Regions from separate parts of the Homo sapiens genome. Here regions 2, 3, 4, 5 and 6 are each linked to region 1. The links are chromatin loops, found by intact Hi-C in ENCODE. Cell type or tissue: CD4-positive, alpha-beta T cell. All regions are shown on one strand. Links, peaks and the distances in the headings refer to the core of each region. The heading gives the core; the rest is flanking DNA. Region 1 has its middle 6.9 kb from the start of RNF111. Region 2 overlaps MYO1E (myosin IE). Region 3 overlaps FAM81A (family with sequence similarity 81 member A). Region 4 has its middle 83 kb from the start of GCNT3. Region 5 overlaps MYO1E (myosin IE). Region 6 overlaps RNF111 (ring finger protein 111).

Region 1 (4,895 bases), core at 528-4,527:
ACATGATTTTAGAATTTTAGAATTCCTTTTCAGTTTTGGGACATTTTTATTTCTTTTTTTTTTTAATTTCTTTTTTCCATTTTCTTTGTTCTCCCTTGGAAGAACTTTTATTAGACTTTTTTTTTTCTTTTAAATGAGATGGGGCTCTCTCTGTGTTGCCCAGGCTGGCATCAAACTCCTGGGCTCAAGGAATCCTCCTTGATTATAGGTGTGTGCCACCGTACCTTGCTTCTATTAGATATTTTACTTCTAGGGTTGGACTTCTATCTCTCTTATCCTTTCCTTCACATTTATTTTTCTTTTTGTCTTATATGCTGGAATATTGTCTTTCTTTTATCTTTTAACCCTTCTACTGAATTTTAATTTCAGGAATCGTATTTTAATCTCTAAAGATTCTTTCTTCCTTTTTAAAAAATAACATCATTTTCCTATTGTAAGAATGCAGTATCATTTTTAATTTCTGAGGATATTAGAGAGTTTAAAATATTTTCCCTCTTATGTTTTTTGAATTATCTCCATTCTCTATTGTCATTTAAAAACCGTTTATCGGCTGGGCACAGTGGCTCATGCCTGTAATCCCAGCACTTTGGGAGGCTAAGGCAGGCGAATCACCTGAAGTCAGGAGTTCAAGACCAGCTTGAAACCTGGACTTGAAACCCTGTCTCTACTAAAAATACAAAAATTAGCCAGGTGTGGTGGTGTGCACCCGTAGTCCTAGCTACTCAGGAGGCTGAGGCAGGAGAATCACTTGAACCTGGGAAGTAGAAGCTGCAATGGGCCAAGATCACGCCACTGCACTCCAGCCTGGCAACAGAGTGAGACTCCATGCCAACAGAGTGAGACTCCATCTCAAAAAACAAAAACAAAAACAAACAATAAAAAAAAGTTTATGAAAACTAAATGTGGCTGGGCGCAGTAGCTTACACCTGTAATCCCAATGCTTTAGGAGGCCAAGGTGGGTGGATCACTTGAGGCCAGGAGTTCAAGACCAGCCTTGGCAACATAGCGAAACCCCATCTCTACTAGAAATACAAAAATTAGCTGGGCATGGTGGTGCACACCTGTAATCCCAACTACCCGGAAGGCTGAGGCAGGAGAGTCGCTTGAACCTGGGAGGTGGAGGTTGCAGTGAGCCGAGATGGCGCCATTGCACTCCAGCCTGGGCGACAGAGCAAGACCTTGTCTCAAAAAAAAACCAAAACCAAAACCAAGAAAACCCTAAGTGTGATGTCTGTGTGGAAGGGTGCTGCCTACCACCAGGCATGTGTGGGCAGGTGGGGCCTATACATCTTAGAATGTGAAGTATTTATCACTGCTTGTCTCACCAGCTGTTCTGGTTCTTCTCAATTACTTCAATGTGTTTCTTTACAGAACTCCCTGCTCCTGTTTTTAGCCTAGGACTTAAAAGCCTAGATGCCACATTTTCTTTATGTGGTGAGAGAGAGGTGAAAAGGTTTCACGGGATTGTGCCCAGAGAGACTTATGATTAATCTCCTCTGGTTTCATTTCTACATTTTACTGTTGGCCTCCCTTGCCTTTGGCCTGAGTCCATAGCCTGTCTTGTATTCTGCAAAGCATAGCAGCTTGCTTGTTGGTGCAGCCTTCTTTGACAGTAGTTAATGGTGTAGCTTTTTTTTTTTTGAGACGGAGTCTCGCTCTTGTTGCCCAGGCTGGAGTGCAATGGCTCCATCTTGGCTCACCGCAACCTCTGCCTCCCGGGTTCAAGCGATTCTTCTGGCTCAGTCCCCTGAGTAGCTGGGACTATAGGTGTGCACCACTACGCCCGGCTAATTTTGTATTTTTAGTAGAGATGGGATTTCACCATGTTGGTCAGGCTGGTCTTGGACTTCCCACCTCAGGTGATCCGCCGGCCTTGGCTTCCCAAAGTGCTGGGATTACAGGCGTGAGCCACCCTGCCCGGTCTGGTGTAGCTTTGATACTTTGCTATAACAATCACTAGTCCTCTGATTTTTATCTTTCAGATATTAGGTGGAATAACTTGCTTGCTAATGACCTTCTCCCATTTTCATTTGTGTTTTGTACGTTTTTAATTCCTTTCTCGTTTGTCAGGGTGATGTTGGGATGATAAACACCTGTGGCCAGTCTAGTCTGTTATCTGCTACTGAAAAAGAAAATTTCATTAAATAAAACAATATTTGCTGTATGAAGATTATCTTAAACGTACATCTTTGAGGAAAAAAATGCTAGAGCTTTACAGGTTTTGCAAAATGAACTTAATGTTGAGATGTTTAAGCAATTTTGATTCAGTAGGTGGCACTCTTTCCTAGTTTAACTCAATTCTAAATTGTGAACGGTTTGAAAATAGATTTTTCTTATCGGTATAATTTAAATAGATTGGGTTTCAGAGTTTCGTGATTGTCAACCTTAATCACTTGATATTTTCAGAATTTAAAAATACTTAAGCAAATTTTAAAATTAAGATATTAAACTAAAATCTCTAATATTTACAAATTTCTGTTGCATAATAGTGATTTATGTTCTGTCAAAAGTCAAAAATAATTACAATCTTATCAGAAGCCCTGACTGCTAAAGGTGTTTGGATTCAAGTTATCGAATAAATTTTTAAAATTCCCTTTTAGCACATGGGCACTTTCATTTTATTCTCTTTCTTCTTCTTCTTCTATATCTTTATCTCTGAACAGTCCCCCAATATATCAGTGTTTTTAATGTACTGTATAATAATTTTTTTCTTTCTTTTTTTTTTTTTGAAACATGGTCTCACTGTGTTGCCCTGGCTGGAGTGTAGTGGCTATTCACAGTCACGTTCATAGCACATTGCAGCCCTGAGTACCTGGGCTCCAGTGATCCTCCTGCCTCAGCCTCCTGAGAACAATGTACTATATAATCTTTCAACTGAGCAAAGCACAGTCTCTGCAATCCTGTAACTTAAAATCATAATCAAGTATTAGTTTGTGCAATTAAAACTAATACTAATGTAGTTTAGAGAAACTTTTAAATGATTTTGGAAAACTTTGCATGATCTGTAAATAATAACAAGCAAATGCATCAAAGTGTCTTTACTTCCTGTTCTGAATTTGCAACTAAGTAGCCAGTATGTAAATCACACTTGAAATTGTAATATAGCGTTCTCATAAATCTAATTAGGTCTGAAGCAAAATATGAAATGTTAGAACTTTAAGGCACTTTGGAGGTTATCCAGTCTAACTTTTCAATGATCAGAAACTTTTGTTTTTTTTGAGATAGGTCCCACTCTGTCACCCAGGCTGGAGTGCAGTGACGTGTTCATAGTTCACTGCAGCCTAAATCTCCCAGGCTCAAGTGATTCTCCTGTCTCAGCCTCCTGAGTAGCTGGGACTACAGGCACATGCCATAATGTCCTGCTAATTTTTTTGGATTTTTAGTAGAGATGGAGCCTCACTATTTTGCCCAGGCCGGTCTTGAACTCCTAGGTTCAAGTGATTGTCCCAACTTAGCCTCCCAAAGCACTTAGATTACAGATGTGAGTCCCTGCACCTGGCCAGAAACTTGTAATTGTAAAAAAGATTGCTAATAGAGGTGAGCGCATTAAAAATTCTGAATTTTAAAAGCGACATTGCAAAAGCATTTCAAGAGTTAACAACAACTTAATGAAAATGCTCACTGGTAAACCTCTGACTAACTTTAACCAAGTGTGTAAAAATATTGGTAATTAAAAGACTAAACTATTTCTGAGAATGGTTATCAGTCAGTTGGAAATCCTTGCTTGTGGTTCTAGGCTTACATTACCAATGGTGAATGGCAGCTTTCACTTTCATTTTTCTACACTTTTATCTTAAAAATATACTTTCACAGAATGAGAGAGCCTCAGACATGCCCAGAATTTGGCCTGATAACCAGAAACATATCATGATATTTGAAGTTTTGCTCATCTGCAAAATTCCAGGCATTCTGTGTCCCCTGGTTAGTCCATAATTTGTTACCTCTGTTTTTTAGAAACAGAGTCACAGAGATAGTATTAGTTATTGAGTCGTCTTCTTCTTCTTCTTCTTCTTCTTCTTCTTCTTCTTCTTCTTCTTCTTCTTCTTCCTCTTCCTCTCCTTCTCCTTCTCCTTCTCCTTCTCCTTCTTCTTCTGACAGAGTCTTGCTCTGTTCGGCATGATCTTGGCTCACTGCAACCTCCGCCTCCTGGGTTCAAGCAATTCTCCTGTTTCAGCCTCCCAAGTAGCTGGGATTACAGGCGTGTGCCCAGCTAATTTCTTTGTGTTTTTAGTAGAGACGGGGTTTCACCATGTTGGCCAGCCAAGTCTCGAACTCCCAGCCTCAGGTGATCCAACCACCTCGGCCTCCCAAAATGCTGGGATTACAGGCATGAGCCACTGCGCCTGGCCTCTTGATATTTCAAATATATCTTGAAAGTTGCCTTCCAAAGAAAATTGTAAATTTATTAGTTGATAAGTACTCATCACAAAGGTATTGTCTTTTGAGGTTATCCTTCTGCTAAATAGCTCCTCAATTTTTCAGAATCTATGATTGCATTGATTGCAAAACAGTTTAGTAGGATAAAGGGCTGTGTCTAATTACTATCTATCTGTTTCTATGTACATATAATAAAGATTATATAGTACTATATGTAGTATATGCTACATATATAATCTTTAAAAATAGTCTCTTTCCAATCACATAGCCTGAAATCATTTTTTATCTAGATACGTATTTTTTGAGGTGAAGTCTTGTTCTGTTGCCCAGGCTGGAGTGCAGTGGCACGATCTTGGCTCACTGCAACCTCCACCTCCTGGGCTCAAGCAATTGCCTGCCTCAGCCTCTTGAGTAGCTGGGATTACAGGTGCCTGCCACCATGTGCGGCTAATTTTTGTATTTTTAGTAGAGATGGGGTTTCACTATGTTGGCCAGGCTGGTCTCCAACTCTTGTCCTC
Region 2 (4,895 bases), core at 554-4,553, 160 kb after region 1:
GAATGGCTATGGCACCCAGAGGAGGAAAGGTAGAGAAATGGCAGTCTCTACTTACAACCATTCCATTATTGATGGGCATTACACTGATTCCAGCTTTTCACTATTATGGCAAGAAAACATTGTTTTAGTTTGTTAGGGCTGCCGTAACAAACTACCACAAACCGAGTGGCTTAAACAGCGAAATGTATTGCCTCACAGTTCTGGAGGTTGGAAGTCCAAGACCAAGGTGGGCAGGGCTGGTTCCTTGTGAGGGTGTGAGGGAGAATCTGTTCCAGGCCTCTGTCCAGGGCTTGTGAATGGCTGTCTTCTCCCTGCCTTTTCACATGGTCTTTCCTCTGGCATGTTGGTCTCTGTGTCCAAATTTCCCCTTTTCATCAGGACACCATTATATTGGATTAAGACCCACTCTAATGACTTCATTTTAATTAGTTTTGTTTGTTTGCTCCATAAAGACTCTATTTCCAAATAAGGTCATATTGTGAGGTACTGGTGGCTGGGACTCCAACATCTTCTTTGGAGGCACACAATTCAACCCATAACAAATGTCATAAAAGAAGAAGGTGTTCGCCGATTCCTTTATTTATTTAGGAGGTGGGGGCAGGACGCGGAGTAAGTTTCCTATAGGGAAAGAGTTGAGAAGAGTCTGCAGGGACTGACCTAGAAAGCAGTGACACTCCGTAGTTGGAAAAAAGCAGAGCACATCTTTAAGTACCTGGTGTGAGTTTTGTAAGAAAACCTACCTTATGAATGAGTACAGTGGAATACTACTTAGTACATTCATACATGTTTCTACCATCTCAAGATTTTTATATATACAGTATATGATCTGTTTTTATAAATGTACAGCTTGAAAAAAGATCCTTCTTGTAGTAAGTACAGCATTTAAACACAAACCAATATGGGCCAGCCACATTCTAATTGAAGACCCAGAGAAAGCAAAGCCAGCAGCCCAGCCCCCAGCCCCCAGCCCCTGACCTGCTTGGCGGCCCTGATGGTCCCGGCAAAGTGTAAACCAGTGCCCCTCTGTCGCCCTGGGCTCAGCAGGCCAGCTTACCCTTGGCACGTACATGGGAAGTGCCTGCTCACGCTAAGCCCAGTCTGCAGAGGGCGGGTCCTCCCTGAAGGAAGGTGGCAGAGAGGAATGTGTCTATCAGGTATGGACAAGAGAGATGAAAGAAATGTGCTCTTCAACTAAAGGCACTTGTCAGCGGCCACCTACAGCCATTCTCTAGGCCTGGTGAGCAAGCAGGGTGCTGTTTTGATAGAAGCCTACAAGGTCTGAGCAGACCTCACTTGTCCTCTCACCAGGTTTAAATACAATAAATAAATCTTAATGCATGGTGGTTTTGTCCTCCTGGGTTCCTATGAAGAGGCTACCTTTTAGGATCACTTATGGAGTGATACTCCCTGTCCCCAACCCAGCCTTTTCAGTGTCCTCCATGGGGAAGGTACCAGAATAGCTCCAGGCCTTGGAGAAGCAATTGCTCATTGTGGATTGTAAGGGGAGCCCCTAAATATCCCCTCCCCTGGTCTGTGCCTGGAGCTCCTCTGCCCCATGTGTCAGAGTCACGGGCACCTCAGATCTTGGTCACATAGTTGTTGGGGAACAGGCCCTGCTTGCCTCGTAGTCGACCCGTCCACCAGCCAGAAGGATCTGCAGGGAGAGAGAGGTGGTGGAAGTGAAGATGAGAAAGTCTGTTCTGCCCCAGCCACACACACTCCGCTCCCATGGGCTCAAGTGATTTGGCTCCATCCATGTTGTTTTCCCTTTGTTCTTTAAATCAAAAAGTTTGTTGAAAAAAGTAAGATATCTACCAAATTAATAAAGCACTCAGCCAAGCCCATGGACTGCTTTAATAATGGATATTCAAGGTTGTCTTCCTGGCTTCCACTCCATCCACTTTCATTATGAAGAAGCCAGGAAGTGTGGGTGGGACAGACCTCCCCGTTTCTGGGGACAGCCCCTACCAGGTCTCATCCTCTCAGGGTACAGCCTTTGTCTTGCTACTGAAGTTGGTTCAGGGATGGACACATGGCTAATTTGGTCTGATCAGAATAAAAGTCAGGACTTTTGTCCAATGACTAAGAACAGAAGTTTCAGAGATGATGCACATTTCAGACATGGTTTGATATGTTGGCCTGGAATTGCTGCTGCCGTTTTGCTACCATGAAGAAAAACAGCTTGACAAGGGAGGGAATATAAATAAGGGGGCAGAGCTGAAAGAAGCATTAAAAAAGCTGGTGTCTTGATCAGACTGAGCCTGAGGCCTGACCTGCCTCTACAAATTGCAGTTTGAGGAGCCCATAAATTCTTTTCATTTTCACACTAGATCTTACAGCAATGTGACTGCATGCTCTTTGGGAGGCTGTCCCAGCCAACCAGCCACACACTTACCTTCTTTGATAATATCAATAATGTCATTGGCATTAAAGCTGAGTTCGTCTGTGTCCTGAGCGTCATAGGCATACAAAGCCTTGCACTGTGGCACCTGAGGCTTGGGCTTGGGCTGGGGCTTGGGTCTGCCCCCTGCTGGGGGAGGCCGACTGGTTGTTTGTCTCCTGACCCTGTGGAGAGAGTGGAGCAGATGAGACTGGGCCCCAACAGGGGGCAGCAGCACCGAACGGTGGTTTGGAGCATGGCGGCCGGCACTGGCCTGTTCAAGTTCAAATCCAGCTCCATCCTTAGAAGACATGTGGCCCAGGGTGCAGTCTTTAAACTTGAGGAATAAAAGTAACTTTTCTGACAAGGTTGTTGCAAATGCACATAGCTCTTAAAAACCTTAGCTGCTGTTGTCACTGTGTCCCCAGCATAGAAGGAAATGTGGGAGACACATATCCATAAAAAAGTGTCAAAAGTATACCCATACATTTAAATCAGGAACATTCAGGTATCTGTCCCTCCTTCCTCAAGTTTCGAAATGGAACTTTTGCAGGTGCCACAGAAGCCTGTAGGCATTTCTCCTTCACTGCATTCCCCCCAGATTACCACCACCTTACAGTTTGTATTAACCATTCTCTGGCTCATCTCTACAGTTTGCCACACATGTAAATACCCCTAGCCAATATTTGTGGTCCGACTGTCAACTGTATGAAAGGAATCATATTCCACGGTCACATGCTCAACAACTGGATGACGTGCCCTGCTGATGCCTGCAGCTATCGTTCCTTCACCCTTGCTGCCTGATACTACACCACTGCGCGAGTGAGTGTGTCACAGTTTACTTCTCCAGGGCACTGTGGATGGTCACTTGGGATGGTTCCAGTTTTCACTATTATAAAAAATGCTGCCATGAGATTTGCTCCCCATTCACAACCTTATTATGCCTCAGACCTCACTCCTGTCTACTCCCATCCCATCTATCCACCCACCCTCATTACTCCAGAGACTTCCCTCCCACCAGTTCATTATTACTCCTTAGACTTCCCTCCCATCCCTCATTATTACTCCTCACACTTCCCTCCCACCCCCTCATTATTACTCCTCAGGCTTCCCTCCCACCCCCCTCATTCCTCCTCAGACTTCCCTCCCAACCCCTCATTATTACTCCTCACACTTACCTCCCACCGCTCATTGTTACTCATCACACTTCCCTCCCATCCCTCATTATTACTCCTCACACTTCCCTCCCACCCCTTCATTATTACTCCTCACTTTCCTTTCACCCGCTCATTACTCTGCAGACTTCTTTCCCACCCCCTTATTACTCTGCAGACATCCCTCCTACCCCCTCATTATTACTCCTCAGACTTCCGTCTCACCTTCTCATTATTTCTTGTCAAACTTCCCTCCCATCCCTCATTATTACTCTGCAGACGGCCCTCCTACCCCTTCCTTATTACTCTACAGGCTTTTCTGCCCTCTCATTATTACTCCACAGATGTCCCTCCTACCCCTCATTATTACTCTGCAGACTTCCCTCCTACCTCCTCATTATTACTCCTCAGACTTCCCTCCCGTCCCTCATTATTACTCCTCACACTTCCCTCCGACCTGCTCATTATTACTCTGCAGACTTCCCTCATACCCTCATCATTACTCCACAATCTTCCCTCCCACCCCCTCATTATTAATCCACAGACTTCCCTCTCATTTTATCAATCAGTTATTACTCCTCAGGTCTCCTTCCCATTCTTTCATTATTACCCCTCAGAGCTCCCCTTTGCCCCTCCAAAAATGTTGCTGTAAATATTCTTATACAAGAGTTTATCCAGAGCAGTTTCTCAACATCTGCACTACTGACATTTGCGGCTGGGAATTCTCTGTTGTGTGTGTGTGTGTGTGTGTATGGGGGTGGGTGCGGGAGGCTGTCCTATGCCCTGTAGGATCCCTGGCCTCTACCCACTGGATACCAGTGACACTCCCTTCACCCCACTGTCATAATTATTAAAAATAACTCCAGTGCTCTAACCCTAATCCAGATCTTCTAGCTTTAAAGTTATTCTTCCTATATACTATGCTGCCTTAAGTCACCATTCATACATTCTTTCAAAGGTGTGTAAGTTCAACTTGTTCCTATTTAGTGAGATCTTTACACTTATACCTGAAACATTTATTAAATATGTTCATAAAAAGCATTTAGCAAAAACAAAAAGGAAAACGGAAACATGGAGAACATTTCTTTTTTTCCACTTCGCTTAAGGACAAACCAAAGTAAAGGCTACATTCATTTCCCTACAAAACAAACTTAAGATTTCTCCCTCAAGAAGTTGGGCTGGACCTCAACAGGGTGGGGCTGGCTGTTAGGTCTGTGCACATCATTCACACCTACAGGAGCAAGGAGGAAAAGGGAGGGCCTTCCTGGGGCCTGAGTTCTGGAAAGAACAACCACACCCAGTTTTGAGCTGTGCTCTCAGGAGCCACAGCCTGCTGGCCTTGCCCAGGTCCTGTGATGACA
Region 3 (4,895 bases), core at 606-4,605, 510 kb after region 1:
TTCACATGTACCCTGAACCAAAAATAAAAGTTGAAAAAAAAAAAACTTAAATCTAAGACCTCAAACTATGAAACAACTAAAAGAAAACATTGGATAAACTCTCTAGGACATTGGAGTGGGCAAAGATTTCTTGAGAAATACCCCTCAAGCACAGGCAACCAAAGCAAAAATGGACAAATGGGATCAAATTAAGTTAAAAAGCTTCTGCACATCAAAAGAAGAACAAAGTGGAGGGAGAACGTAGTTGCAAACTCTCCATCTGACAAGGGATTGATCACCAGAATATATAAGGAGCTCAAACAACTCTATAAGAAAAAAATCTAATAATCTGTTTAAAAAATGGGCAAAAGATCTGAATACACATTTCTCAAAAGAAGACATAGAAATGGCAAACACAGGTATATGAAAAGGTGCTCAACATCATTGATCATCAGAGAAATGCAAATCAAAACTACATGAGATATTGGCTGAGTGCAGCGGCTCACACCTGTAATCCCAGCACTTTGGGAGGCCGAGGTGGGTGGATTACTTGAAGCCAGGGGTTTCAGACCAGCCTGGTCAACACGGTGAAACTCCATCTCTACTAAAAATACAAAAAAAATTTAGCCTGGCATGGTGATGCATGCCTGTAATCCCAGCTACTTGGGAGGCTGAGGCATGAGAATCGCTTGAATCCAGGAGGTGGAGGTTGCAGTGAGCCGATATCATGCCACTACACTCCAGCCTGGGTGACAGTGAGACTTAGTCTCAAAAAGCAAACAAACAAAACTACAATGAGATATCATCTCACCCCAGTTAAAATGGCTTTTATCCAAAAGACAGGCAATATCAAATGCTGGCAAGGATATGGAGAAAAGGGAGCACTCATACAGTGTTGGCGGGAATGTAAATTAGTACAACCACTGTGGAGAACACTTTGGAGGTACCTCACAAAACTAAAACAGAGCTACCATATGATTCAGCAATCCCACTGCTAGGTATATACCTACAAGAAAGGAAATCAGTATATGGAAGAGATATCTGCACTCCCGTGTTTATTGCAGCACTATCCACAATAGCCAAGATTTGGAAGCTACCCAAGTGTCCATCAACAGGCAAATGGATAAAGAAGTGTGGTACAGATACACAATGGAGTGTATTCAGCCGTAAGAAAGAATGAGGTTCTGTCATTTGCAAAAACATGGATAGAACGAGAGGTCATTATGTTAAGTGAAATGAAATAAGCCAGGCACAGAAAGATAAGCTTCGCATGTTCTCACTCACTTGTGGGAGCTAAAAATTAAAACAATTGAACTCACGGAGATAGAGAGTAGAATGATGGTTACCAGAGGCTGAGAAGGATAGTGGGGGGTGGGGTGGAAATGTGGATGATTAATGGGCATTAAAAAATAGTTAGAATTAATAAGATCTAGTATTTGATAGCACAACAGGGTGACTGTAGTCAATAATAATTTAATTGTACATGTAAACATAACTAAAAGAGTATAATTGGGTTGTTTGTAATAGAAACAGTAAATACTTGAGGTGAGGGATACCTCATTCACCCTGATGTGATTATTACACATTGCATGCCTGTATCAAAATAGCCCATGGCTCAAACCTGTAATCCCAGCACTTTGGGAGGCCAAGGTGTGCGTGTCACCTGATGTCAGGAATTCAAGACCAGCCTGGCCAACATGGCGAAACCCCATCTCTACTAACACAAACTCCGTCTCTATTAAAAATGCAAAACTTAGCCAGGTGTGATGGCACATGCCTGTAATCCCAGCTGCTCGGGAAGCTGAGGCAGGAGAATTGCTTGAACCTGGGAGGCAGAAGTTGCAGTGAGCTGAGATTGTGCCACTGCACTCCAGCCTGGGCAACAGAGCAAGACTCCATCTCAAAAAAAAAAGAAAAAAGAAAAAAGAAAAAGAAAGTGGCTTCATTACTAAGGAAGAAATACTAAAACCAAAGGAACTTAGTTTTTAATGGTAAATAAAGGGACTTGCTCTGGGAGGAGCCTCTAAGGTCTCTCTCTGTCTAGGCCCCCTAGTTCTCTGTTTAAGTGTGCCTTAGGTGACTGTTGAAAAGGAGTCTCTTATGAAAGACTGAGTTAAACATTCTTATTTTTGCCAAAAGTATAAAATGCTTTTGTGGAAGCACGTGAATTCTTAGATGACTCCCTTAGTGTTTTTTATGTTGCCCAGGTACTCCAGGAGCAGATTCGTGCCCGGGACAACATTAGCTATGGAACTAATTCTGCCTTAAAGACCCTGGAGATGCGCCAGCTCTCCGGTTTGGGAGATCTTCGAGGAAGAGTGGCAAGGTAGGTGTTCAAATGTTGGGGTCTCTGCTCATCAAAAACCATTTTCTATAAACTCCATTATAGTGGGGAATATATTAATGAAGCCCCAAAGCAAATGGCTTGCATTCCTTTAGTACATTCCCTCCCTGCTTTGGCCATAAAATCCAGTGGTAGGAGTTAAACCTGGTTGTGAGGGTGCCATGGGTTTCTTTTGTTACGCAATTGGTGTTGTCTTCCTGGGAAGAAATGATGGGAGAACTCACTCAGCTGACCTTGTAATTTGATAGGGTAAATACTAAGTTTATCGAATCCGAAAATATAAAGTTGAGATAGTTTGTATGTCATTTTGGAAATTTAATTTTTCCTGTTATTCATTTTTATTTTATTTTCGGAAAGTATTGGTCTGGGAAAGATTGGAAACTTAGAAAAAAGATCTTTCTTCTCAGTATGAAAAGTGCTATTTTCTCAAAGTGTGCTGCATGGACCAGCAGCCTCAACAGCACCTGGGACCTTGTTAGAAATGTACTGTCTCCAGCCCACCCTGCAACTACTGAGTTAGAATCTGCATTTTAACAAGATCCCTGAATTCATATGCATGGGAAAGTCCGGGAAGCACTGTACCAGGACTGTGTCTAGGGCTATTTTTATCTGGCTGGGACAAATTTGTCCGAAGTATTTATGGGCCTCTTCTGCCCTCTGCTGGGCCTAAGAGCCAAGCACATTAATGCATATCAGCACCGGAGCTGAGGAGCAAATGGCACTTCCCGTCAGCCTGAGGTGGCAATGAGGGTGGTCTGCATGGAGTCGGGTGGAAGAAAGAACAAGGACCTCCTGCATGCAAGGCCTCTGGAGCAGGGAGGAGTAGTATTAGGGTGTCTTTGTGCAGACAACGTGTCGAGGGCCTTGAATGCTGGACATGTGTGTTTGAGTCTGCTGGGTAAAGATCTGTCTATAATAGCAGAGGGCTGCATGGATTGGATGGGGAACAGGTTGATCACTCTCCTTCTGTGATTTTCTGTCCTCATCAGGATGAACTCCAGTCTCCTTAGTGTGATCCTTGGTGATGACACCCTGTTGACTCCCTCTTCTCTCTCTACCCTTGCACTGTACCTTTCAGCAGTGATCAACTTTTTTGTTAGTCCCTGAATAAACCATGCTCTTCTATTGCTCCACCTTTGTACATGCTGTTCTCGTACCTAGCATGCCTTTCCTCCTCCTTTTCTTTTCTTTTTATTTTTGAGACAATTCTCACTCTGTCTGCCAGGCTGGAGAGCGGTGGCACAATCTCGGCTCACTGCAACCTCCGCCTCCTGGATTCAAGCGATTCTCCTGCCTCAGCCTCCCGAGTAGCTGAGACTACAGGCACTCGCCACCACGGCCAGCTAAGTTTTGTATTTTTAGTAGAGATGAGGTTTTACCATGTTGGCCAGGCTGGCTTCTAACTCCTGACCTCAGGTGATCCGCCCACCTCGGCCTCCAAGAGTGCTGGGATTACAGGTGTGAGCCACCGCGCCCGGCCTCCTCCTTCTTTTCTAACTTCTTTTCAGTCTTTAAAGTTCAGCTGAAGTGTCACCCCCTCTGGGAGTCTTCCCTGACACCCCCACTCCATAGAGCTCTCCTAGCACTCACTGCTCTATTGAGTCTCTCCAATGTCTTCCTCACTCTGCTACCTTTACTATGTTGAAGGGGGATTCCAGATATGTTACCTGTCTATAGCTAAGTGCCTGGAACGGTCTCTGGAAAACAGTAGATACTCAACATTCATCATCAATTTGGATGAAGAAATGACCTGGAAACTCACTATAATAGGACTGGAAAACCTTGACTCCTTGTTTATGCATTTCGGCTTAAAAGAAATCCCAGCTCTGTGATACCTCTCAGAACAGCAGGGAGTTAGAAGAACTTGCGAGCTATAGGACAGAGTAGGGACTTTAGGAGGACTCTGAGGATCTTCGTAGCCGCTTGAGTTGCGGATGAAGATCAAGTGGGAGAATACATGTGAGAGGCTTGGTGCCCTGCATGCGATGAAAAGGGCCTGCAACCAGTGGTGGCTTTATCATCTCAGGGGCAAGAGCAGTGGCATTGTCCTTATGATGCTGGTTCTAATACAAAGTAGAAAAATTATTTTGAAATACTTTCAGGAATCTTATATTCTTCAGTTTCTTATCAACTTCTCTACTCAACTTGTTGCTTCCCTGTAACAAAAACTTTCACTCTAAAGGCATCAAAAGTGTTTGTTATGAGTACTAAATATTTTTGCTTTGTTTTTTTGGCTATATTAGAATGCTGATGAGACTTGATTGTTGAAATGAATTCATGTGAAATAAAAATTCTTTGGAAAAGTTTCTTGGCTTTCTTGTGTTGATTATGTAATTGTATTGGAGGGGTATGAACATTTTAAGTGGTATTCTTAAGACACTAGGTTGCTATATTATTTCATATTTAATTTTATAGTTTTTATGTGTCCATTGGTGATGTAATTAGTAGCAAATGGGCCTTGATTTTTTTCCCCTGTAAATCCAGCTCAGAAGGGCAAAGGCAAGTTCTCCATAAAGATGAGATACACATTTAGCTCATGTGGCATACCGTGTTCTAAACAGGACTTGATCAG
Region 4 (4,895 bases), core at 645-4,644, 550 kb after region 1:
ATAAATTCATCAGAATTAGATATGTCTTAACATTTAGTTTCTTAGTTGCACTAGCCACATTTCAAGCGCTCAGTAGCCTCCCATGGTTGGTGCCTACTGTATTGCCTGTGCGAATGTGGAAGAGTTCTGTAACTGCAGAAATTTCTACTGGATGGTCCTCAAAGTGTCCGCAGACCAGCAGCATCTAGAGCAATAGTTACCTCACTCTTTCAACGTACAGCCTGATATAGTTTGGCTGTGTCCCCACCCAAATCTCATCTTGAATTGTAGCTCCCATCATTCCCATGTGTCTTGGGAGGGACCTGGTGGGAGGTAATTGAATCATGGGGGCCGGTTTTTCCCCTGTTGTTCTCGTGATAGGGAATAAGGCTCATGAGATCTGATGGTTTTATAAAGGGGAGTTCCCCTGCACACACACTCTTGGCTGATGCCATGTAAGACGTGACTTTGCTCCTCATGCGCCTTACGCCATGACTGTGAGGCCTCCCCAGCCATGTGGAACTGTGAGTCCATTAAACCTCTTTCCTTTATAAATTACCCAGTCTCAGGTATGTATTTATTAGCAGCATGAGAACAGACTAATACACAGCCCTATCTACAGCTCTGCACCATCATCTGTCAGCCTAAAATGAGCTTTGGAGCTGGAAATCCTCTCCAGTCTCATTCCTACAATATTATGTCAGTTGTCCCTGTTAGAATAATTTCCTAGGTCTTTATTTTTAAGATTTTATCTTTAAGCAAGATGAATAAACTCTAGAGATCTGGCCAGACATGGTGGCCCAAGCCTGTAATCCCAGCACTTTGGGAGGCCAAGTCAGGTAGATCACCTGAGGTCAGGAGTTTGAGACCAGCCTGGCCAACATGGTGAAACTCTGTCTCTACTAAAAATAAAAAAATTAGCCAGGCGTGGTGGCATGCACCTGTAATCCCAGCTACTCGGGAGGCTGAGGCAGGAGAATCACTTTAACCTGGGAGGCAGAGGTTGCAGTGAGCTGAGATCATGCCATTGCACTCCAGCCTGAGCGACAGAGCAAGACTCCATCTCAAAAAAACAAAACAAAACAAAACAAAACAAAACACAACTCTAGAGATCTGCCGTATAACATTGCACCTATAGTCAACAGCCATGTGTTATACACTTAAAACTTCGTTAAGAGGGTAGATCTCATGTTACATGTCCTTACCACAATAAATTTTTTAAAAAAGATTTTTATCTCATCTGTCAGTTCTGATCAGTAGATAGAGGTGCCTGGAGCACTGTGTTGGGAAGGATTTGGTGGCTGGCACCGGATGCAGGGGGAAGAGCCAGCCCAAGGCCGATGGGGTGGTGTCTTGTGAACTGTGGGTCTGCCAGGCTTGCCCTAGGGCATCCTGGGCATGTGGGATGCCTGGCAAGGGCTTGTTGGCCAGGGGAGTCCAGGGATTCTGATGCTCCCTAGTGAGGGGCCCCTCGCAGGTCTGGGATGAAGGTGAGTCACAGTGAGGCATTCACCTTGATAAATTTAGAGGGGCACCAAATACTCTAAGATTACAATATTTTAATGTAATATTTTAAAAGATCACCATTAATACTAAAAAATTCCAGATGAACAGGGCCAGGCGCGGTGGCTCACACCTGTAATCCTAGCACTTTGGGAGGCCAAGGCGGGCGGATCACGAGGTCAGGAGGTCAAGACCATCTGGCTAACACGGTGAAACCCCATCTCTACTAAAAAATACAAAAAATTAGCCGGGCGTGGTGGTGGGCGCCTGTAGTCCCAGCTACTCGGGAGGCTGAGGCAGGAGAATGATGCGAACCCGGGAGGCGGAGCTTGCAGTGAGCTGAGATCGTGCCACTGCACTCCAGCCTGGGCAACAGAGCGAGACTCTGTCTAAAAAAAAAAAAATTCCAGGTGAACAAAATATCAAATCTTAACTAAAGACCAGATCTGACTGTGCTATGTGGTGTCATTTTGGAATTGAGGCAAAAGACAAAGTATTTCTCTCTATATACATGTTTTTATGCAAAAATTGGACATATTTTTTGTGAGGGTTTTTTAATTTTGATTTTTAGAAATATTACATTAAAATATGATTTACTTGGTTATTGAGGTTTTGGTCTTCCCCTCTCCTTATCACTTTTTTTTTTTTTTTTTTTTAAAACAGGGTCTCCCTCTGTCACCCAGGCTGGAAGCTGTGGTGTGATCATAGCTCATAGCTCATTACAGCCTCAGTCTCCTGAGTAGCTAGGATTACAGGTGTGCACCACCATGCCTGGCTAATTAAAATTAAAAAAAAAATTTGTAGATATGGGGTCTTACTATGTTGCCCAGGCAGGTCTTAACTCCTGGCCTCCAGGAATCCTCCCAACTCAGCCTCCCAAAATGCTGGGATTACTGGTGTGAGCCACCACACCCGGCCTCTCCTTACCTTTTGCATTTGAGGCTGCTTTACCCTAATCCTGACCCTGCCCTGATATCTAGAAATTTGGAGCTAAATTCAGTGCTTAGTTTTTATAATTAGCTTATCTTGGGGGTATCTGATTGCTTTAGATGGTCTCTGGTCTGTTTTTATTTCTAATTACCATGCTTTGTTTAATTTTCAAACTTGTAGTTTAATTATTCTTTAAACCGACTTGGGCCACAGGTAAAGCAATGATCTGACTCTGAGCAGGTGTGACTCCTCTGAGACATGGAGGAAGAGAGGGCGGGGAGCGAAGATGTTTGCAGATTTCCAGCACTTAACTGCCAGCCGCCAGAGAAGTGCGAGGAGCTCTCCACAGCACTACCAGGCCCGCCCATGGGATTCACTGTCCTTTGCTGCCCCCACCTGGAGAGAATGAAAACTCCTAGGGAATCTGTTTCACTAGGGAGAACCCAGAACCAAGGAATGCCTCGGGAAAAGAGCCCTTGGAGATCATGAAACCGCTAGTGCAAAATTATAGCTGAGACAGCAAAAAAGATCTGACCTAGCCAACTCCATCTTGCTTCTAAGCTCCAAGCTGTCTTTGTTCATTCCTGGGCATAGGCTGAACTAAGTTTGGGAGGAACTTAGTTTCTTAAAACAAGGTGATTAACAGCCCTTTCCCAAAACAAACCGCCTTCTTGCCTGTATTTAATGATAAAATACAAGTTAAAGAAGATTTTTTTTTTTTTTTGAGACGGAGTCTCACTCTGTCACCCAGGCTGGAGTGCAGTAGTGCAATCTCGGCTCACTGTAGTCTCCACCTCCCAGGTTTCAGCCATTCTCCTGTCTCACCCTCCCCAATAGCCGGGACTACAGGCATGAGCCACCACTCCTAGCTAATTTTTGCATTTTTAGCAGAGAGGGAGTTTTGCCATGTTGGCCAGGCTGGTCTGGAACTCCTGACCTCAAGTGATCTGCCTGCCTTAGCCTCTCAAAGTGCTGGGAATGCGGGTGTAAGCTACTGTGCCCGGCCAAAGATATATTTTTAAGCAAAAATTGTTTAAAGCTGATTTTAATGTTTAAAATGTACCTACATCTTGGCCTGGTGCTGTGGCTGACACCTGTAATCCCAGCACTTTGGGAGGCTAAGGCAAGCAGATCACTTGAACTCAGGAGTTCAATACCAGCCTGTGCAACAAGGTGAGATTTAGTCTTAGCTACTCTGGGGACTCAGGTGGGAGGCTCACTGAGCCCAGGAGGTCGAGGCTGCAGTAAGCTGAGACTACCCCAATGCACTCCAGCGTGGGTGGCAAAGTGAGACCTAGTTTCAAAAAATAAATAAATAAAAATAAAAGTTTACCTACATCTTATTAAATATGGTTTGTTTTTGGGTTTTTTTTGTTGTTGTTGCTTTTTGTTTGCTTGTTTGTTTGTTTTTTGAGATGGAGTCTTGCTCTGTTGCCAGGCTGGAGTGCAGTGGTGTGATCTCGGCTCACTGCAATCTCTGACTCCCTGGTTCAAGCTATTCTCCTGCCTCAGCCTCCTGAGTAGCTGGGATTACAGGCATGTGCCAGTACGCCCAGATAATTTTTGTATTTTTAGTAGAGACAGGGTTTCACTATGTTGGCTAGGATGATCTTGATCTCCTGATCTTGTGATTTGCCAGCCTCGGCCTCCCAAAGTGCTGGGATTACAGGCGTAAGCCACCACGCCTGGCCATCTTATTATTATTATTTTGAGACTGAGTCTCTCTCTGTCACCTAGGCTGGAGTGCAGTGGCGCGACCTCGGCTCTCTGCAACCTCCGCCTCCCGGGTTCAAGCGATTCTCCTGCCTCAGCCTCCTGAGTAGCTGGGATTACAGGTGAGTGCCACCATGCCCGGCTAATTTTTGTATTTTTAGTAGAGACAGGGTTTCACCATGTTGGTCAGGTTGGTCTCAAACTCCTGACCTCGTGATCCCCCCACCTCGGCCTCCCAAAGTGCTGGGATTACAGGCGTGAGCCACCACACCTGGCCATCTTATTAAATATTTTTTATAAAAATAAGCCTATTTATGATTCAGGCATTCAATGTCCATCTAGTTGCCAATGTGTTGTCCTTTCAGCCACGTGGCTAATAGGGGCTTCCTGCTCTTATAATCTCTGGATGACTCATTATCTCCTGGTTGGCTTCTCAGTTTCCATAATGTGGGTGACCAATTCCCTTTATTAAATTATCTGTGTTTGGAATACCTAGGGAGGATTCTGTTTTCTTGAATGGACCCTAACTGACGTAATGCTTAAGGAGAGTAATTTGCTTCTGTAGCTATCACACTGTTTCTCCATAGCACCTATCTGCTTTTCCTTTGGTGCTGTGTGGCTCTCGTGTTCTAATAAACCAATACCCTCTAGGGCTAGCTAAGGCTTTTTGAGTACCCGACATTGTGCTAGGTGCTCATCCCTGTGTCCGCGAACAAGTCCTGGACAGAGCAGACCCTTGTCCTTGCCACAGGCACCTGCTGGTCCATCAC
Region 5 (4,895 bases), core at 266-4,265, 270 kb after region 1:
CAAATCCCACTGATGTACCTTCAAAATATCTCTCGCCTCTATTTATTATTTAAAAAAGTATTTATTTAGCTTCTATGCAGGATGCACCTGACAAAGACTTTGCAAACTGGTATTGGATATATTTAGGACAGATGGTCTACTCACCAGAAAACAACTGCGTCAGGATACTTCAAATAAAAAAAGTAGAAACAGCACCAAATGGGATGCTTTCCAATTGACATCATATTTTTTAAACAGCCTAAGGTGCAAGAGCTGATTTAGGCCAAAAGTGATAAGAATTCACTTTTGATGGCAGCAATAAAACTGCCACATAAATGTTCTCCAAGGCCCGATGATTCTCCATGGGTCAGTTGGCAAGGGCTTCAGAAATGCCTCTGGCCACATTGTCAAGATCTTGTCTGGTGATGGAGAGATGGTAGAGATCATGAACAAAGCTTGCCAGTTCTTCCTTTACCACATCATGACCTTTTTGTTAAACAGATTTGCAGAGATGTCTCTTGACATCCAAAGGTATCACATATGTGGTTTTAATGCACAAATCCAAATTCTGGATTTTGGAGAACAGATTAATGAGCTAAGCAGATATGGGTGGCTCATTTACTGGGCTCACAGGTACCTACCAAGCCTTCAGGTGCTCATTATCATTCTTTTTTTAAATTTTTTAAATTTTTAATCTTTTTTTATTTTTTGAGATAGAGTCTTGCTCTGTCATCCAGGCTGGAGTGCAGTGGTGCCATCTTGGCTCACTGCAACCTCTGCCTCCTGGGTTCAAGTGATTCTCCTGCCTCAGCTTTCCAAGTAGCTGGGATTACAGGTGCCTGCCACCACACCCAGCTAATTTTTATATTTTTAGTAGAGATGGGGTTTCACCATGTTGGCCAGGCTGGTCTCGAACTCCTGACCTCAGGTGATCTGCCCACCTGCTGGGATTACAGGCGTGAGCCACCATGCCCAGCTTCACTATCATTCTTAATGATGCTAATGTAGCTATTGCTGTTGCATTTTTCTGTTGGCACTGCCCAGAGTCTACCTTCACACTTGCCCATTCCTTTATTTCTTTACAGGCTTACTGAAAGTCATACGTCGGCTTCCTCCTCGCCTTTCTAACTCAGGTCAGGCCCTCACTGCTGCAATAGATTTCCATATTCCCTCAACATCCCATCTCTTTTCTACCAATAACCTTATCTTTTTGAACCAGGTGTCAGTGCTATCATGTCTCTGCTCAGAGGCCTGCTATAATATAGAAATAGGCCATAGAGAACCATGAAAAGAAGGGGAAGACTGAGCTCTGGCCCCCAGACAAATCCACTGGATAACAAGTCAGGTAAAATACAGAAACTGCCCAGGTATGGCCATTTGGTGTATAAATGCATCTTCACCTCTTGGTAAGAAATCAAAGCTAATGTGTCAATAAGGTCATGTTCTTCTGTTAACTAAGTCTGTGCGTCATTTATCCTCCGTTGATGACAAGCCCAATCATCATCCTCCTGGGTATGCAGAGAGCATCACGGCCAACAATGACAAAGGGTTAGTTTTAAAAAGCACCTGAGTCCAGCCTGGGCAACATAAGAAGACCCTGTCGCTACAAAAAATTTAAAAATTAGCCAGGCATGATGGTGCGCATCTGTGGTCCCAGCTACTCGCGAGGCTGAGGTGGGAGGATCGCTTGAGCCTGAGAGGCGGAGGTTGCAGTGTGTTGAAATTGTGCCACTGCACTCCAGCCTAGGTGACAGAGCGAGACTCTTTTTCAAAAACTAAAATAAAAAAGCACCTGTATTTGTGGGGACAGAGTGAGAGACTTTAATCCTAGGAGCTCAAGTCCAGGGGTAACTAACCTGGCGAACCTGTCCTGACCTCTGTCCTATGGTATATGGTAGCTATTACATCTCCATTAAAATATGGGAAATTTGAGACCTAGAGAGACATCACTGCTAATAGGTATAAAGAAAGTGCATAAGGTTTGAAGTCAGACAGGGCTAAATTCAAATAGAGGCTCTGCCATCTACTAGTTTTGGATCTTGGAATTCTCTTAAGCCTCATTTTTTAGATGCAGCTTCAAAAAACAATGCCAACAGAGTGGTAAGGATTAAGAGACAACCTATACGAAAGCAACCAGCAGAGGGCAGGCACTCAGGAAGTCTATCTTGCGGGGTCTGATGGTGCTAACAGCAAGAGGTGACCTGAAATCAGGATTTCAAGAGCCTTAGCCCTGGCTTTTAAGCAGAGTGAGCTGGGGGAGCTTGAAAAAAGGTATTAATGCTCCAAGGCCACCACAAATCAGTTGAAACAGAATCTCTGGAGGTGGAGCCTACATATCTGTAGAGCCACTGAACTAGTAAGGCAATTCAGGAATCAGAAATACTTATCCCTAGAAAGTTAAATTGGTGAACCTAGGCCAGCCATGGCAGCTCACGCCTATAATCAGAGCACTTTGGGAGGCTGAGGCAGGCAGATCACTTGAGGTCAGGGGTTCAAGACCAGCCTGGCCAACAGGGCGAAACCCCTTCTATACTAAAAAATACAAACAAAAAATTAGCCAGGTGTCATGGCACACCCCTGTAATCCCAGCTACTCAGAAGGCTGAGGCAAGAGAATCACTTGAACCCAGGAAGCACAGGTTGTGGTGAGCCAAGAGTGTGCCACTGCACTCCAGCTTGGGTGACAGAATGAGACTCCGTCTCAAAAAAAAAAAAAAAAAAAAAAAAAAAGATAAATTAGTGAACACAAGGCATGGTAGATAAAATTAGCATCTATAGGCCGGGTGCGGTGGCTCATAACTGTAATCCTAGCATTTTGGGCGGCCAAGGCAGGTGGATCACTTGAGGTCTGGAGCTCATAACCAGCCTGGCCAACATGGTGAAACCCTGTCTCTACTAAAAATACAAAAAAATTAGCCAGGCAAGGTGGTGGGCGCCTGTAGTCCCAGCTACTTGGGATGCTGAGGCAGGAGAATCGCTTGAACCCGGGGGGATGGAGGTTGCAGTGAGCCGAGATCACACCACTGAACTCCAGCCTGAACGACAGGGTGAGACTCCATCTCAAAAAAAAAAAAAAAAAAAAAAAAGTTAGCATCCATAGAAGCCACTCTTCCTGATTTGTCTGCCAGTGGGCTGAGGAGGAAGGCATAGGAAATATCCAAGGTCAACCCCAGGTGTTTATTCCTTACTAGAAGTTGGCCTAATAGACATCAGGGCTTGGCAGGAGAGAGTGTAGGTTAATGAAAGGGGGTTGACTTACAGCAGAGTCAGGACAGGAAAGTAAACAGCAGAGATGGGGGGTTTTCTCCAAGTAAAAAGACTGTTCTGCAGACTAGAGCAACACCCTTAGTTCATGTGTTCACATCTTCAGATAGAGGTGACTGCTGTGAGCTGATTTAGCAAATACGATCATCCCTTCGCTCAGAATTCACCCCTCTATCCAGCGTTCTCGTGGTAATCTAGCTCCCTTCGTGGACTGTGTTCCAGGGCACATAATCGGCTGTCCACAGGCAGAATTCTGCCTATGCAATAATGAATTGGGGTCTGATTCACACTTCCTTGTGAGTTTGCTTGGCAAGTCAGTCTACCCAAGGCTGCTCAACTCCAGCTGTTTTGACAAATCAAGTTTGTAGATGGACCTAGGCTTCCATGGAGCCCTGTGCTTGAGAAAGCAGCACGTCTCCTTCCTTGATTTATTTCTTTCAAAATCCACTTTGTGGCCAGGCGCGGTGGCTCACGCCTGTAATCCCAGCACTTTGGGAGGCTGAGGCGGGTGGATCACGAGATCAAGAGATCAAGACCACCCTGGCCAACATGGTGAAACCCAGTCTCTACTAAAAATACAAAAAAAATTAGCTGGGTGTGGTGGCAGGTGCCTGTAGTCCCAGCTACTCAGAAGGCTGAGGCAAGAAAATCACTTGTACCTGGGAGGCAGAGGTTGCAGTGAGCTGAGATCACGCCATTGCACTCCAGCCTGGTGACAGAGCAAGACTCTGTCTCAAAAAAAAAAAAAAAATCCGATTTGTTACACTCATTTCTAGTCTTGAAATGGTCAGGTGCCTGTCCATCCTGTCACCGTATCCACTGCGTTGGAAAATATGAGTAAGACTGACAGGAAACTAGAAACGCCGCCTTTATGGGCTGCATTATGCCATCTAAAGTGTCATTTAGACAAAGTCACACCAGGGAAACTGGGAGGTGGAAGTCTAAAACACCACCATAGAAATTAGGTCATCGCTCACTTTTTATTTCCTAATTAAATGACACTAAAGATTCCTAGTCTTTCCAGCCATGCCAGAATCCCTTAGCATGAGGAGCAGGCTTCTCTTCCAGCCTCCAAGAAAATGGTTTTTTCGTTTGTTTTCTGCTCACAAACACATTTTAAAAGGCACCATTCAACTCGGCCCCTAACAGATGGAGCACCTGCCCCATCCAGTGTCAGGGGCTACAAACTTGGCCTTTCCACCCAGAACAGGATTTCCCTGCCTTTCCTCCTCTCCAACATTATTTGGAAGGAAGAGTTCCAAAACCAGTTCCTTCACAGGTGAAAAAGCCAAGGCCCAGACAGGTGTGAGGCGTGCTGCCCAGGGTCAGGTGAGCATGAACCACGGCATGCCAGAGGTTTCCAATTTGCTTTCTCAAAGCAGACAAACCACAGCCCTGGTGCAGAAGAGAATTAACTCAAGGGCTCAGGCTTTTGCCCTCGGTGACTGGGCGGTGATGTCTATGCCCCTGGAATGTCCTACCTAAGAGGAGTGCTTTTCCTTTCTTGGGGGCTTTGACCATAGGAGAGTCTGACGATATGATTTATGTCGGGGGCTTTGGGACATACCATCGCAATTCTGACCTCCAACTGGAAACTAAAGGCATTTGCACAAGCCTTCGAGAGCAGCTGGAAACTGAAGGTGGGCCAGGCAG
Region 6 (4,895 bases), core at 597-4,596, 64 kb after region 1:
TTATATTTTTAGGAGGGATGAGGTTTTGCCATGTTGCCCAGGCTGGTCTTGAACTTCTGAGCTCAAGTGATCCACCCGCTCGGCCTCACAAGGTGCTGGGATTATAGGCGTGAGCCACTATGGCTGTCCAACATTTTTTTTCACAAGTCATATTTATCAACTTTTATTCTTACTGCTTCTGGATTTTGAATCATAATTAGGAATACTTTTACCACTCCAAAGTTCTAGCAAAATTAGCCCATTTCCCCCCAGTCCTTGTACTTAATTCATTTTTAACATTTAGAGCATAGATCCATTTGGTGTTTATCCTTACGTATAATAGGAAAAATGGACCAAATTTTTTTTCATGTGACTATACAGTTGTCCCCAAACCAGTCATTAACATCTTTTTCCTATTGACTTGAGATATGCTACCTTTGTCACATGTTAAATTTTCCACATGCATTTGGGCCTGTTTATGGAGTTTTTACTCCGTCTTATTGCTCTGTCTGTCCATGTACAGGAAGAACACTCTTTTAATTATAAAATCTTTAATGTTTTCCTAGATATTGTTGTTTGTTTATTCCTCCAAGTGAACTTTATAATCAGTTTGTTTACATGGAGGTGTTTGGGGGTGGGGAGGTCTATGATGGTATTTTTATTGGGATTCCATTTGTAGATTACATTACAGAGAGTTGACATCTTGGGATTTTGAGTCCTTGTATTCCAGAATATGGGATGTCTTCATTTGTTGATGTCTAGTTTTGTATCTTGCAGAGAGCGTTTTATGTTCTTTTAAAAATTATTGAGGTATAATTAACTACTATAAAATTCATTTTAACTATTATAAAATTCATTCATTTAAAGTGTACAATTTAGTAATTTTTTTTTTTTTTTGAGACAGGGTCTCATTTTGTTGCCCAGGCTGGAGTGCAGTGGTGCGATCTCCGCTCACTGCAGCCTCCGCCTCCAGGGTTCAAGTGATTCTCCCACCTCAGCCTTCCAAGCAGCTGGGATTACAGGTACCTACCACCTCAGCCAGCTGATTTTTTTATTATTTGGTAGAGACGGGGTTTTCACCATGTTGGCCAGACTGGTCTTGAACTCCTGACCTCAGGTGATCTGCCTGCCTTGGCCTTGCAAAGTGCTGGGCTTGCAGGTGTGAGCCACTGCAACTGGCTGGAATTGTTTAAGTGATTTATTCCTTGGCTGGGCCCTGGTCCTGCTTGTGTTTCTGCACTGCCATTAGTCATGAAGATGAGATACGACATCTATAAGGCTAGTGAGCAGGCTCCTGTAGGTAGGTAGAGGTCAAGGGTGTTTTGAATGGTTTCCGGTATTTGCTATTGTGAAAATGCTACAGTGAACATTTGGGTACAAATCTTTGTGTACATATATGTTTTCATTTCTGTTGGAAAGATACCAACAGAGGAGTCCCAAAGTAGAGTCATTTGCTTATACCTTCAGTAACTTTAATTGTGACTGTAAAAGACGAGAGCAGTGGCAAAAGCATCTGGTAGCAGGAAAATGCTTTTGATAGTAACTAGGCACCCACATGTTTAGTAGGTATGGTACCATGGTGTCATTTATGAAAAGAATATGAGCTTTAGAATTGGAATTAGCTTTGAATTTTAAGTGTTGCTTATTTTCTTGCAAGTCACTTAAACTTTCTAAGCTTCAGTTTCTTGATGAGGCTAGACATGCATAATACTATATGTGGCACAAAGTTTGTGCTCACAGATTGGAAACTGTCTTTTTTTTTCTGGTGGGGGGAGACAGAGTTTCGCTTTTGCCGCCCAGGCTGGAGTGCAGTGGCGCAATCTCGGCTCACTGCAACCCCCACCTCCCGGGTTCAAGCGATTCTCCTGCCTCAGCCTCATGAGTAGCTGGGATTAGAGGCACACATCACCATGCCCAGCTCATTTTTGTATTATTAATAGAGACGGGGTTTTGCCATGTTGGCCAGATTGGTCTCAAACTCCTGACCTCAGGTGATCCATCTGCCTTGGCCTCCCAAAGTGCTGGGTTTACAGGCATGAGCCACCACGCCTGGCCATGGAAACTCTTCTTATTGTTAGCATCATTCCAGTCTTAAGGCACAGAGAGACTAAGGTGATCAGTGAGTATAGTGGCTAACGTTGCTTATTGCTGATGCCAAGAGAATCTGTGATCTCTTACCAGGAAATAGAAATGGGCTTTGAAGAGTTTATAAAGAACTCTCGCAGAGAAACCATTGTTTTTGTTATCATTGTTGTACTACTCATATTCTTTCTGGCCTGGTAGCCAGAGAAATATGTTATTTTTCTCATGATGTTTTAAAAGCTATAAACAACCTAACTAACCTTAAAAAAAAAACAATTCGAAGAAAATCACCCACAGTCCTACCACTGTCTTAGCCATACTCGTTTTTTATCCTTTAGTATTTCTAAATGTAAAAGATAAAATGAAAATAAAGTTGACCCAGTAAGAAGTGACCTATTCTCTTGATTTTCTTTTAAGTCGTGCTATTTAATAAGATTAACTTTATAATTTTTGAAATGTTTCCCTTTTAAAATTTTGGTTTAAATAACTTATCTTAGAAAACACTGGATTGTAGATGCCAAAATGTTGCCTGTTGTGAATATGCTTTAGTTATATAATTTTTATGTATTATGTTCAAGTTATGCATAAAGTCCTTTTTAGAAAAATAATGATGTTTAAGCAATAGAATAAGAGTGCCTAAGCAAGCTATTTTTATACTTTTAGTTACATAATCTCTGTATTCATAAAAAGTTATATAAATTGAATTTTCATGCATTAGCAAAGCTAGCTTTGTATCATTTATCATTGAGGTTTCAAAATGTTACATAAGCCATGTAAAAGGTGTTCGATAATGTTAGCTTATTTTTTACAGTTTTTTTTTTTAAGTGTTTCCTCTTTTTTTTTTTTTTGAGACAGAGTTTTTGTTCTTGTCACCCAGGCCTGGAGTGCAGTGGCACGATCTTGGCTCACTGCAACCTCTGCCTCCCAGGTTCAAGTGATTCTCCTGCCTCAGCCTCCCGAGTAGCTGGGACTACAGGCACCTGCCACCACACCTGGCTACTTTTTGCATTTTTAGTAGAGACGGGGTTTTACCATGTTGGCCAGGCTGGTCTCGATCTCCTGACCTTGTGATCTGCCCGTCTTAGCCTCCCAAAGTGCTGGGATTACAGGCGTGAGACACTGCGCCCGGCCTTAGTTTTTCCTCTTTTTAAAAACAGGTTTTAAAAGAAATTTTGTATACAGATAAATGGAGAAAAATCATAAATGAAGTTGACATATAGATATAACTTTTCTCCATGTCGAATTGGTAATGCCCAGTTTATGGGTTGAAATAAGGAAAGTTTTTTAAAAAATATGACTTGTCGTTGATACATAATGCTTTTAGTTTTAAATGTACTTTTACCACCATACTTAATTCCATATTTAATAATTTGAGTTAATTAACAAGTAACATGTCTGCAAAGTCAATGGTTAGCTGGATTAATATCTCAAGGTTCCTTTTGTACTTCTACCTTAAGCTGCATTGTGTTTATGATTATGAAGCAAGAGTTGGAAAATAATTTGGAAATTCAATCTACAATATTATTTTAAATAGCCACTTGGGTGCTACTGTTTTGTTGTTTTTCTGCCTGTAAGATATATTTGCACTGTTAAAAATGCATTTTACCTCAGTCTGTGTGTGTAATCTTTAGGACTTAAAAACCACTTCAAATATTTTCACATCTCATAACTCCTAATAAATGTTATGTTTTCTAATTGATAATAACATTTCGCAAATATTCCAGAATATAAATACAATATTATTAAGTAATTTTTAAAACGTTTCTGTAAATCAGATAATCTTTCATTATCTCCGTTATTTACCAGTGTCTGCTCCTATTTGCTGCTTTTTTTTTTTTTTCCCTTTAATTTTTTGAGACAGGATTTCATTCTGTTGCCCAGGCTGGACTGCAGTGGCGCCATCAGGGGTCCCTGCAGCCTCAGCCTCCAGGGCTAAGGTGATCCTCCCACGTCAGCCTCCTGGGTAGCTGGTACTGCAGGCACATGCCACCACACCTGGCTAATTTTTTATTTTTTGTGGAAATGAGGTTTCACCATGTTACCCAGGCTGGTCTCGCACTCCTGGGCTCAAGTGATCTGCCCACCTCAGCCTACCAGATTGCTGTGATTACAGGCGTCAGCCTCTGTACCTGGCCTGTTCTGTTCTTTGGAGTATTGTATATTCATATGCAGAAAAGATAAATTTAGACCTTTTACCTGTTGTCTGACACAGAAATTAACAAAGTAGATCATAGACCTAAATGTAAGAACTAAATGATACAAGTTCTAGAATAAGGCATAGGAGAAAATCTCAGTGACCTTGGGTTAGACAAAGGTTTCTTAAATATGTCACCAAAATCACAATCCATAAAAGAAGTTGCCAATTTGAACATTAAAATTAGAGACTTTCGTGCTTCAAAAGACACTATTAAGAAAATGAAAAGGCATGTCACAGACTGGGAGAAAATATTTGCAAATAGTATATCTGAGAAAAGACTTGTATTCAGGATATATAAGGAACTCTTTATTTTTTATTATTATTATTTTGAGACACAGGGTCTCACTCTGTTGTCCAGGCTGGAGTACAATGGCACAGTCTCGGCTCACTGCAGACTCGGCCCCCTGGTTTCAAGTGATCCTACCACCTCAGCCTCCGGAGTAGCTTTTGTTGAGACGAGGTTTTGCCATGTTGCCCAGGCTGGTCTTGAACTCCTAGGCTCAAGCAATCCACTTACCTCAGCCTCCCAAAATGCTGGGATTACAGGCATGAGCCATCATGCCTGGCCAGGAATTCTTATAATTCAACAATGAGACCAAAAGCTCAGATTAAACATGGACAGAAGAATAGACATTTC

The links. A loop is a pair of places that touch in the nucleus more often than their neighbours do. Peaks named below come from ENCODE experiments on the same cell type or tissue, not always from the same donor. Only the 100,000 strongest peaks of a DNase experiment are listed, where the experiment ranks them.
Region 2: a loop joins it to region 1, with 6 times the contacts of the local background. A loop is called at or near these places in 25 of 110 quality-filtered maps.
Region 3: a loop joins it to region 1, with 9 times the contacts of the local background. A loop is called at or near these places in 95 of 110 quality-filtered maps.
Region 4: it touches region 1 in a loop (6-fold over the local background); 21 of 110 quality-filtered maps call a loop at or near these places.
Region 5: it touches region 1 in a loop (6-fold over the local background); 9 of 110 quality-filtered maps call a loop at or near these places.
Region 6: a loop joins it to region 1, with 2.4 times the contacts of the local background. A loop is called at or near these places in 15 of 110 quality-filtered maps.

Annotation. Positions count from the first base shown.
Region 1 is chr15:58,978,269-58,983,163 of GRCh38, forward strand. No RefSeq gene overlaps it. Among named protein-coding and RNA genes, the nearest start is that of RNF111, 6.9 kb to the right of the region's middle. RefSeq lists enhancers at 1,120-1,219, 1,610-1,659. In CD4-positive, alpha-beta T cell, for the core only: CTCF peaks have their summits at 2,267 (motif pointing right) and 2,467; DNase peaks (open chromatin) are centred at 2,273 and 3,763; H3K4me3 peaks cover 807 bases; H3K27ac peaks cover 681 bases.
Region 2 is chr15:59,135,803-59,140,697 of GRCh38, forward strand. MYO1E (myosin IE) reads right to left here. Exons shown (of 28, transcript NM_004998.4): 27 at 2,396-2,565; 28 at 1-1,654. The coding sequence ends at 1,578. Among named protein-coding and RNA genes, the nearest start is that of MIR2116, 33 kb to the right of the region's middle. RefSeq lists an enhancer at 2,408-2,702. In CD4-positive, alpha-beta T cell, for the core only: CTCF peaks have their summits at 2,601 (motif pointing right) and 2,802; a DNase peak (open chromatin) is centred at 2,549.
Region 3 is chr15:59,490,085-59,494,979 of GRCh38, forward strand. FAM81A (family with sequence similarity 81 member A) reads left to right here. Exons shown (of 9, transcript NM_152450.3): 4 at 2,187-2,305. Among named protein-coding and RNA genes, the nearest start is that of FAM81A, 54 kb to the left of the region's middle. RefSeq lists an enhancer at 3,045-3,094. In CD4-positive, alpha-beta T cell, for the core only: CTCF peaks have their summits at 2,955 (motif pointing left) and 3,157; a DNase peak (open chromatin) is centred at 2,997.
Region 4 is chr15:59,526,287-59,531,181 of GRCh38, forward strand. No RefSeq gene overlaps it. Among named protein-coding and RNA genes, the nearest start is that of GCNT3, 83 kb to the right of the region's middle. In CD4-positive, alpha-beta T cell, for the core only: a CTCF peak has its summit at 2,819 (motif pointing left); a DNase peak (open chromatin) is centred at 2,775.
Region 5 is chr15:59,245,447-59,250,341 of GRCh38, forward strand. All of the region lies in intron 4 of MYO1E (myosin IE), which reads right to left. Among named protein-coding and RNA genes, the nearest start is that of LDHAL6B, 41 kb to the left of the region's middle. In CD4-positive, alpha-beta T cell, for the core only: a CTCF peak has its summit at 2,089 (motif pointing right); a DNase peak (open chromatin) is centred at 2,135.
Region 6 is chr15:59,042,297-59,047,191 of GRCh38, forward strand. All of the region lies in intron 2 of RNF111 (ring finger protein 111), which reads left to right. Among named protein-coding and RNA genes, the nearest start is that of RNF111, 57 kb to the left of the region's middle. In CD4-positive, alpha-beta T cell, for the core only: no CTCF peak of the experiment used is centred there; no DNase peak of the experiment used is centred there.